2 separate regions of the Homo sapiens genome follow, and region 2 is linked to region 1. A link is a contact called in ENCODE Hi-C or POLR2A ChIA-PET data. All regions are on one chromosome and are shown on one strand. The core of a region is the stretch at or near the end of the contact, and the rest is flanking DNA. Distances in the headings are between cores, read along the strand shown.

Region 1 (4,720 bases), core at 1,022-3,521:
CCAGAATCACTTTGGAAGCTTTTTAACAATACCAGTGCCTAGGCTTTACTCCATAATTCCTGGAAATCAGAATTTCTGGGATAATAGCTGGGCGCTGATATTTTAAAATTGTACTTCAGGATTCTAATGTGCAGCCAGTGTTGAAAACCACTGATTCAAGATGTGGAAGAGAGAGAAGAATAAAGGATGAGTACCAGGCTGTCAGCCTAGGCTGCCAGTAGATGGAAGTAGTGTGCTGTGAACAGTATCTGTTTTATGGTAGCTATTCAAATATTTCTTAAGTGAAAATTGATGACTTTGAACCTAAACCAAAATCAATTTCTCATTTAATTTTTGATTGTTCTAAATTTGGATGAATTGACCCTAGTTCAAGATATTATTGACTGGAACCCAACCAAAATAACTTTTGTCACAGATGAAATTATATCAGAATGGATATCTCTTGATATTATTTGAGAAGAAGAATGATACAAATTACCTGAGTTGTGACATAATATTGTGAAGCAAGGTGTCAGTGGAAATAATTTGACTTAATTATAGTATATTATACAAAATAATTCCTTCCTTCCTTCCTTCCTTCTTTCCTTCTTTCTTTCTTTCTTGGCGGAGTCTCGCTCTGTCACCCAGGCTGAAGTGCAGTGGCGCAATCTTGGCTCACTGCAACCTTCGCCTCCCGGGTTCAAGCGATTCTCCTGCATCGGCCTCTCGAGTAGGTGGGATTACAGGCACCTGCCACCACCCCCGGCTAATTTTTGTATTGTTAGTGGAGATGGGATTTCTCCATGTTGGTCAGTCTGGTCATGAACTCCTGACCTCAGATGACCTGCCCACCTCAGCCTCCCAAAGTGCTGGATTACAGGTGTGAGCCACCACGCCCAGCCTGTATTTGTATTGATTGGCATAGCCAGAGGTTTGGGGTCCTGCTATCTGGTAAATAGGCAGATATTCAGTAAATGTTTATTGAATTGTAATGTGAAATATCTTTAATGTACCAGAAAGTTGTAATATTTACCATATAATTTTTTATATTAATGAAGAAATGAAAGACAGCTTGTTTTTCTTTCAGCTCCAGTCTCACTTGCTCTGCCTGTGTTCTACTTGGTGTTGTTACCTTTACATTCTTCTGTTCCCACTGCCACCACCCTCTTTTAGTCAAGACTCTTGGTTCCAAATGATAGGAATACAGCTTAAATTGAATAGTTGATGGAATTTTGGGTTGTCTGTAGGAAGGATGCTGAGATAGCATTATAGAATTGCAGGAAGGCCTGCAGGAACTAGGGTCTTGGGAACTATAAAACAGGGATATCACCCCATTAAAATCCACTCTCACTTCATTCTATTTTCTTGCAGACATGCTTTTGCCAAAAGGTCCAAGAAAATGCTGTCTGTAACTCCAGCCTCATGTCCTTCTTATACTATGACCCAAAAAGACAAGATCATTTCTCCTGCCCTAAATTGGGACCAGTCAGTGCGCCCAGAGAAAGGAGGATATTGTGATCTGTCTGGTTTGGAGCTTATGCCAGTCCCCATGGCCACTAGCAGATAGGGGCATAGCAAAGAAGAGGCAAGGGGAGGCTTACCCTGGGGACTAAGTTATTAACTGCTGCTGTCCTCTCCTAGGCTCCATTGCCCTAGCCCTCTGAAAATTTTTCACTTCAGTCCAACTACTTACTGTTATCAGATTCAGCTTAAAATTTTTTTTTCATTAAAAACATTTTTAAAAGAGAGACAGGGTTTTGCTGTGTTTTCCAGGCTGGTCATTGTCAACCTCCAGGGCTTGAACAATACTCCTGCCTCAGCCTCTGGAGTAGCTGGGACTGCAGGCGTGTGACACCACACTGGCCAGATTCAGCGTTCTAAACCACACGTTGCATCATGATTTCCCAGTTACCTAGCCTTTAGTGGCCCCTCATTACGTATATATAACAATGTCTAAACTTGATGTACTTTAATCTGGCTCCAGACTGCCTTCTCAATCTTATCTCTCAGTTTTTCTATTCACTGTTAAACTGAGCTAGTTGGCCTTCTAAGTTCTGAGAACACTTACATATTCCTCACTCAGTCATCTAAACTTTAAGTAAAAAATTTGTGGTAATACTCTTCAAATCATTGTTTGATGTCTCAGGATCTCTGAAGGCCAGCAACTGAAGCATTGTAGCTACTCATTAGGGACTGGCATCTCTGTATCATTGTTGACAGAATGTACCAGTTTACATTTTTTTCAGTGGTAGTGATACCGAGTCTACTTCTCTGTGTAGTCACTTGTGACAGCTAATCAGAGGGAAACCTGGCTTAACTGTTGAGGCTTTGGCCCTGCACTTATCTCATGGTGCTTTCAGAAAAATCAGTTGACTGCTTGAAGCTTCAGTTTCCTTTTCTGTAAGTTGAGAGTGAAGAGCACTATAATACTATCATCTACCTCATTGCCTTTGAAAATTGATTATGAGGGTCAAGTGCAGTAATACAGACATACCTCGGAAATACCTTGGGTTTGGTTCCAGGTGGCCACAATAAAGTGAATAATGCAATTAAGCGAGTCACATGAATTTTTTTGTTTCCTAGTGCATTAAAGTTGTGTTTATACTATACCATACCATATCATACTACACTATATTAAGTGTGTAAGAACACTGTGTCTTTAAAAGCAGTATACATACTTTAATTAAGGGATACTTTATTACTATTCAAGAGGCTGAAGTCAGAGGATTACTTGAGCCCAGGAGTTTGAGGCTGCAGTGAGCTATGGTTGTGCTCCTGCACTCCAGCCTGAGTAACAGAGACCCCATCTCCCAAAAAAAACCTAAAAACTTTATTGCTAAAAAATGCTAATGATTACCTGAGCCTTCATCTAGTCATATTCTTTTTGCTGGTGGAGGGTCTTGCCTTGATGTCTTGTTTTTGTTTTCTAAATGTGTGTGTGTGTGTGTGTGTGTGTGTGTGTGTGTGTGTGTGTCAGAAGTGGGATTTGAATTGCCTTGATGTCAGTGGCTGCTTACTGATCAGAGTGGTGATTGCTGAAAGTTGGGGTGGCTGTGGCAATTTCTTAAATAACACAACAATGAGATTGTTGCATCCGTGGACTCTCCCTTTCATGAAAGATTTCTCTGTAGCATGTGATGCTGTTTGATAGCATTTTACCCACAGTAGAACCTCTTTCCAAATTGGAGTCAGTTCTCTCCAACCCTGCTGCTGCTTTATCAACTAAGTTTCTGTAATGTTCTAAGTCCTTTGTTGTCACTTCAACAATGTTCACAACATCTTTACTAGGACTAGATACCAAGAAACCACTTTGTTTACTCCTCCATAAGGAGTAACTTCTTATCCATTCAAGTTTGATCATAAGATTGCAGCAATTCAATCACATCTTCAGATTTCACTTCTAATTCTTGTTCTCTTGCTGTTTTCACCACATATGCAGTTACTTCCTCCACTGAAATCTTGGACTCCTCGAAGTCATCCATGAGGGATGGAATCAACTTCTTCCAAACTCCCTTTAATGTGGATATTTTGACATTCTTCTATGAATCGTGAATGTTCTTAATGGCACTTAGAATGGTGAATCCTTTCCTGAAGGTTTTCAGTTTATTCTGCCTGGATCCATTAGAGTAATCACTGTCTATGGCAGCTATAGCCTTACAAAATGTATTTCTTTCTTTTTTTTTTTTTTTCTTTTTAGACAGGGTCTTGCTGTGTCACCCAGGCAGGAGTGCAATGGTGCCATCTTGGCTTATGCAGCCTTGACCCCCTGTGTTCACAGTGATCCTCCCACCTCAGCCTTCTAAGTAGCTGGGACCACAGATGCGTACTACCCCGCTTGGCTAGTTTTTTTGTATTTTTTGTAAAAACGTGGTCTTGCCATGTTGCCCAGAATGGTCTTGAACTCCCAGGCTCAAGCAATCTGCCCACCTCGGCCTCCCAAGTGCTGAGATTATAGGCTTGAGCCACTATGCCTGGTCACAAAATGTATTTCTTAAAAAAAAAAAAGACTTTACGGTCAAAATTACTTCTTGATCCGTGGTCTGCAGAATGAATGCTGTGTTAGCAGTCATGAAAATAACATCTCCTTGTACGTCTCCATCAGAGCTCTTGAGTGACTACGTGCATTGTTAGTGAGTAGTAATATTCTGAAAGGAATCTTTTTTCTGAGCAGTAGTTTTACGTAAAATATTAAGCGCACTGTGAATATTTTAAATTCAGCTGAGTATTTTAAATTCAGCAGGCCATGCTGTAAACAGATATGCTGTTTAGGCTTTGTTGTTCCATTTATAGAGCACGGGCAGAGTAGATTTAACATCATTCTTAAGGGCCCTAGAGTTTTCTGAATGGTAAATGAGCATTGGCTTCAACTTCAAGTCACCAGCTGCGTTAGCCCCTAACAAGAGAGTCAGCCTGTCCTTTGAAGCTAGGCATTGACTTCTCTCTAGCTGTGAAAGTCCTATTTTATGAGAACTCACAAACAAAAAATAAAGTCCTAGATGGTATCTTTTTCCGATATATGGCTATTTCATCTATATTGAAAACCTTTTGTTTAGTGTAACCACGTTCATCAAATAGCTAGATTTTCTGGATAACTTGCTGCAGCTCATACGTCAGCACTTGCTGCTTCATCTTGTGCTTTTGTGTTAATGGAGACAACTTCTTTCTTTAAACCTCATGAACCAACCTTGCTTCAAACTTTTCTTCTGTAAACTTTCTCACCTCTCTCAACCTACATATAATT
Region 2 (4,464 bases), core at 1,886-4,385, 150 kb after region 1:
TGCACACAGCTGTAGTTCCAGCTACTCAGGAGGCTGAGATGGGAGGATTACTTGAGCCCAGGAGTTCAAGACCATCCTGGGCATGATGGTGAGACCTCATCTCAATTTAAAGAAAAAAAAAATCCCTCCCATGCCTGTAATTCCAGCACTTTGGGAGGCTGAAGTGGGTGAATTGTTTGAGCTCAGGAGTTCAAGACCAGTCTGGACAACATGGCAAAATCCTGTCTCTACAAAAAATTAGCGAGGCGTGATGGTGCACGCCTGTAGTCCCAGCTACTTGGGGAGCTGAGGTGGGAAGATCAATCGAGCCCAGGAGGTCAAGGCTGCAGTGAGCCGAGATCATGCCACTGCACTCCAGCCTGGGTGACCTTGTCTCAAAAAAAAAAACCCACCAAAATCCCTCCCTTAAAACAGAGTTCAGTGACGGTTGTCACTCTGTGCAAAAATGAACTTGCCCAGTGGGTTTATATTTACTATCAACCAATATCAGCCTATGAATAGCAGAAAAAGGCAAGTAAGGCCATGTAACATTTCATTTTTTCCTGGAGCCCCAGGCTGACCCTGGTTTGGCTGGCCAGGGTGGGACTAAAGGTGAGGCTCCAAATCATCTGGGTACAGGCGGACCACATAGACCAAGAAAGTGCCTTTCAAACTGCCACATTTGTAATCCTAGCTACTCAGGAGGCTGAGGCAGGAGGATCCTTGAGCCCAGGAGTTCAAGACCATCCTGGGCAACATATTGAGACCCCATCTTGAATGAATGAATGGTGCCTTTCCCCAGACTTCCTTTGAATTGAAAGAAAACAAGTCACTTCATAAGTTACTTTATGAACCATTAAAACTGGATACAGCCATTTGCTGGGTGGCGTACCACCGCTTCAAATATCACTTATAGGGAATTTAGGGAAAAATCTTTTCCCCTAATATCAGGAAGTTTAAAAATAAGTAACCAGATAATCTGGGGCCAGGAGCATGTAGTGGGAGAGTTATCAGGCCCACCCAGTTCCCTGAGACAGGTGGAAAAAACTGACCCTTCTCTTCATCAGTTCTTATAGATGTAATTTCAACAAATGGGAAAGGATAATGCAAAACCCTTCCTTGTCCCTGTACACATGGGGAAGAGTTGAACAAAATGCTAGGGGAATTTGGCTCTGAAGGTCCCTGAATAGCTTGAGAGCTCTCACTGGGGACCCATCCCTGGGAGAATCAACTTGCATCACCTTTGGGCAACCACCCCTGGAACCATAACAGAAGGGGCAAGACCAAGCAAGTCCCTATTGCCTTGAGTGAGTCCTGGAAGAAAGTGGTTACTGGGGTAACCACAGCCTGTGCCATTCTTTACAGCCCAAATGCCATCCCTAGTTTTGCACCTAGAAGTTTAGCCATTAATTGTGTTCATAGATTTAGGGGTCCATGTGCATGTTTGATACTTTAGGTATATTGTGTGATGCTGACATTTGGCATATGAATGATTCTGTCACCCGGGTAGTGAACATAGTACCCAGTAGTTAGTCTTTCAACCCCAGTAGTCCCTAGTAGCTATTATTGCCGTCTTTATGTCTATAAGAATCCACAGTTTAGCTCCCACTTGTAACATGTGGTATTTGGTTTTCTGTTCTTGCATTAATTTGCTTAGGATAATGGCCTCCAGCTGCATCCATGTCGCTGCAAAGGATACGATTTTATTCTCTTTTATGGCTGTGTGATTTTTTCCCCCCCAGCTATTCTGGGAGCTACTCTCTTTAGGGTACCTTCGCATATGTAGTACGTTTTTCTCCTGTTAATCTGTGTATTGTCAGTTGATTCACAGGCCACCGACCAATTGGACCTAAATTGGTAGAGAAGTTTTTTCTCCCAACAGTTTATATAAATTTAGTTTATTAATTTTAACTGCTGCATAGTGTTCCATTTAGAATAGGCTGGAGGTTTTTGTTTTTGAGTTTCCTATTATAAACCAAAAACAAAATTCTAATCTCCCCAACCAACTGAATGTACCCCCTCAGCCAAGGGGATCCCAAAAAAAACCTGAAAAAGTTCAGGCCATGACAGGAAGAGGGGTGGTTAGAAGTTCAGGCCATGACAGGAAGAGAGGGGGAAGGTCTCATTATATACCCTTCTCTTTTTGGAGTTTAGACCCAACTGACCAGCATTAACATTAAAACAGAGATTTTAAGACCGACAAAACAGACTCTTTGTAGCAATAAGATCAAATTCCAACCTGACTCTGATGTAACATCTCATGACAGACAGCAGGCCCGGAAGGAGATCAGAATATTTTACCCCAAAATATATTTCTTCGACATACTTTGAATGGCCCTGCAAAGCTGTCCCTTGTGGGGGAAATTTGCATTTTTTTAGAGAATCTCCTTCCTCTACTAGGTTTTTCCACAGAGTTTGACACCTTTTAGGTCAGATAAGAGACTGTCACATCTATTATCTCTGAAGCTTGTTCTTTGGAGGTTTCACCTACATGACAAAAACCTTGGCTTCCAAAACATTCCCCCCTTACCATAACTCAAGCTGACTTCAACTCTTCACTCAGAGCTTAACTCTTTGAACCAACTGCCAGTCAGGAAATCTCTCAATCCACCTGTGACCTAGAAACAGCCCCCAACTCCCACTTTGAGATGTCCCCCTATTCCAGGCCAAAACCAATGTATACCTTCCATGTATTGATTTATGTCTTTGCCCATAACTTCTGTCTCCCTAAAACCAAGCCGCAATCCCACCATCTTGGGCACATGTTCTCAGGACCTCCTGAGGCTGCAGCATGGGCCACGGTCCTTAACCTTGGCAAAGTAAACGTCTTAATCAATTGAGACCTGTCTCAGATGCTTTTTGGTTTACACTATCAATGAGTGGGTTTTTAGGTTGTCTTCAATTTTCCATTGCAAATAATGCTGCTGTGAACATCCTTGAACATGCATCCCTGTTTACATGTACAAATATATCTTAGAAAACAGGAATACTGTATCATGGGTTATGTGCTTTTTCTTTCTTTCTTTCTTTTTTTTATTGTAGACACTGTCAAATAGACTTTAGAGTACTAATAAATGTTTAACAACCAGTCTTCCAAAAAGAGGAAGTGGGGCTGATTTGTAGCATTTGCCAATTTCCATGGTGTGAATTCTTCCACCATGGCCGATTTCAAACTACTAATGAGACATGAATGCACAATCAGCTCTGTTAGCTGGTATGAAGTGGCTCCAGCATAGTTCTCAGAATCTCTCAAACTCAGAATGCATATAAATATTGGCAAATAGCCCTCTAAAGTAGCCCAACCAATGTATACTTTCACAAGCAGTGTATGAGAATATCTACAGTCATGCTCCGCGTAACGATGTTTCAGTCAATGACAGATGACATGTGTGACAATGGTCCCATAAGATTATAATGGAGCTGAAAAATTCCCATCACTAGTGTCATAGCACATTATTTATGTGTTTGTGGTGATGCTGGTATAAATAAACTACTGCACTGCCAGTCATATAAAAATATAACACAATTATGTGCAATACATAATACTTGATAATAAGTGTGTTACTGGTTTATGTACTTACTATACTGTGCTTTTTATCTTTTAAGTATACTCTCTACTTATTAAAAAAAAAAAAAAGTCCTTTCCACGCTACCTGCAGAGGGGTCCATACGGCGTTGTTCTGGATTCCCATCGTAACTTAAAGGGAAACTTTCACAATGTCCGGAGCCCTTGATGTCCTGCAAATGAAGGAGGAGGATGTCCTTAAGTTCCTTGCAGCAGGAACTCACTTAGGTGGCACCAATCTTGACTTCCAGATGGAACAGTACATCTATAAAAGGAAAAGTGATGGCATCTATATCATAAATCTGAAGAGGACCTGGGAGAAGCTTCTGCTGGCAGCTCGTGCTATTGTTGCCATTGAAAACCCTGCTGATGTCAGTGTTATATCCTCCAGGAATACTGGCCAGAGGGCCGTGCTAAAGTTTGCTGCTGCCACTGGAGCCACTCCAATTGCTGGCCGCTTCACTCCTGGAACCTTCGCTAACCAGATCCAGGCAGCCTTCCGGGAGCCACGGCTTCTTGTGGTTACTGACCCCAGGGCTGACCACCAGCCTCTCATGGAGGCATCTTATGTTAACCTACCTACCATTGCGCTGTGTAACACAGATTCTCCTCTGCACTATGTGGACATTGCCATCCCATGCAACAACAAGGGAGCTCACTCAGTGGGTTTGATGTGGTGGATGCTGGCTCGGGAAGTTCTGCGCATGCGTGGCACCATTTCCTGTGAACACCCATGGGAGGTCATGCCTGATCTGTACTTCTACAGAGATCCTGAAGAGATTGAAAGAGAAGAGCAGGCTGCTGCTGAAAAGGCAGTGACCAAGGAGGAATTTCAGGGTGAATGGACTGCTCCAGCTCCTGAGTTCACTGTTACTCAGCCTGAGGTTGCAGACTGGTCTGAAGGTGTACAGGTGCCCTCT

What was found. Hi-C counts contacts between places; a loop is a spot of excess contacts on that map. ChIA-PET counts read pairs that join two places held with the same protein, here RNA polymerase II (POLR2A). Pooled maps may share reads with other maps.
Region 2: a pooled map shows a loop between it and region 1 (7-fold over the local background). The contact joins two enhancer-like sites. A Hi-C loop is called at or near these places in 1 of 168 maps with a recorded cell type or tissue (GM12878), 33 of 37 single-sample maps with no recorded cell type and 7 of 50 pooled maps. POLR2A ChIA-PET finds 5 or more read pairs at or near these places in 2 of 52 experiments (GM12878 and OCI-LY7).

The regions. Positions count from the first base shown.
Region 1 is chr2:61,993,405-61,998,124 of GRCh38, forward strand. All of the region lies in intron 1 of COMMD1 (copper metabolism domain containing 1), which reads left to right. Among named protein-coding and RNA genes, the nearest start is that of COMMD1, 90 kb to the left of the region's middle. Within about 2 kb of position 2,272, at least 2 of the 41 ENCODE cell types and tissues checked have a DNase peak (open chromatin) inside an H3K27ac peak, as active enhancers do; they include GM12878 and OCI-LY7, where a contact is called at or near this core.
Region 2 is chr2:62,142,681-62,147,144 of GRCh38, forward strand. It overlaps the pseudogene RPSAP26. Among named protein-coding and RNA genes, the nearest start is that of B3GNT2, 51 kb to the right of the region's middle. Within about 2 kb of position 3,136, at least 3 of the 41 ENCODE cell types and tissues checked have a DNase peak (open chromatin) inside an H3K27ac peak, as active enhancers do; they include GM12878 and OCI-LY7, where a contact is called at or near this core.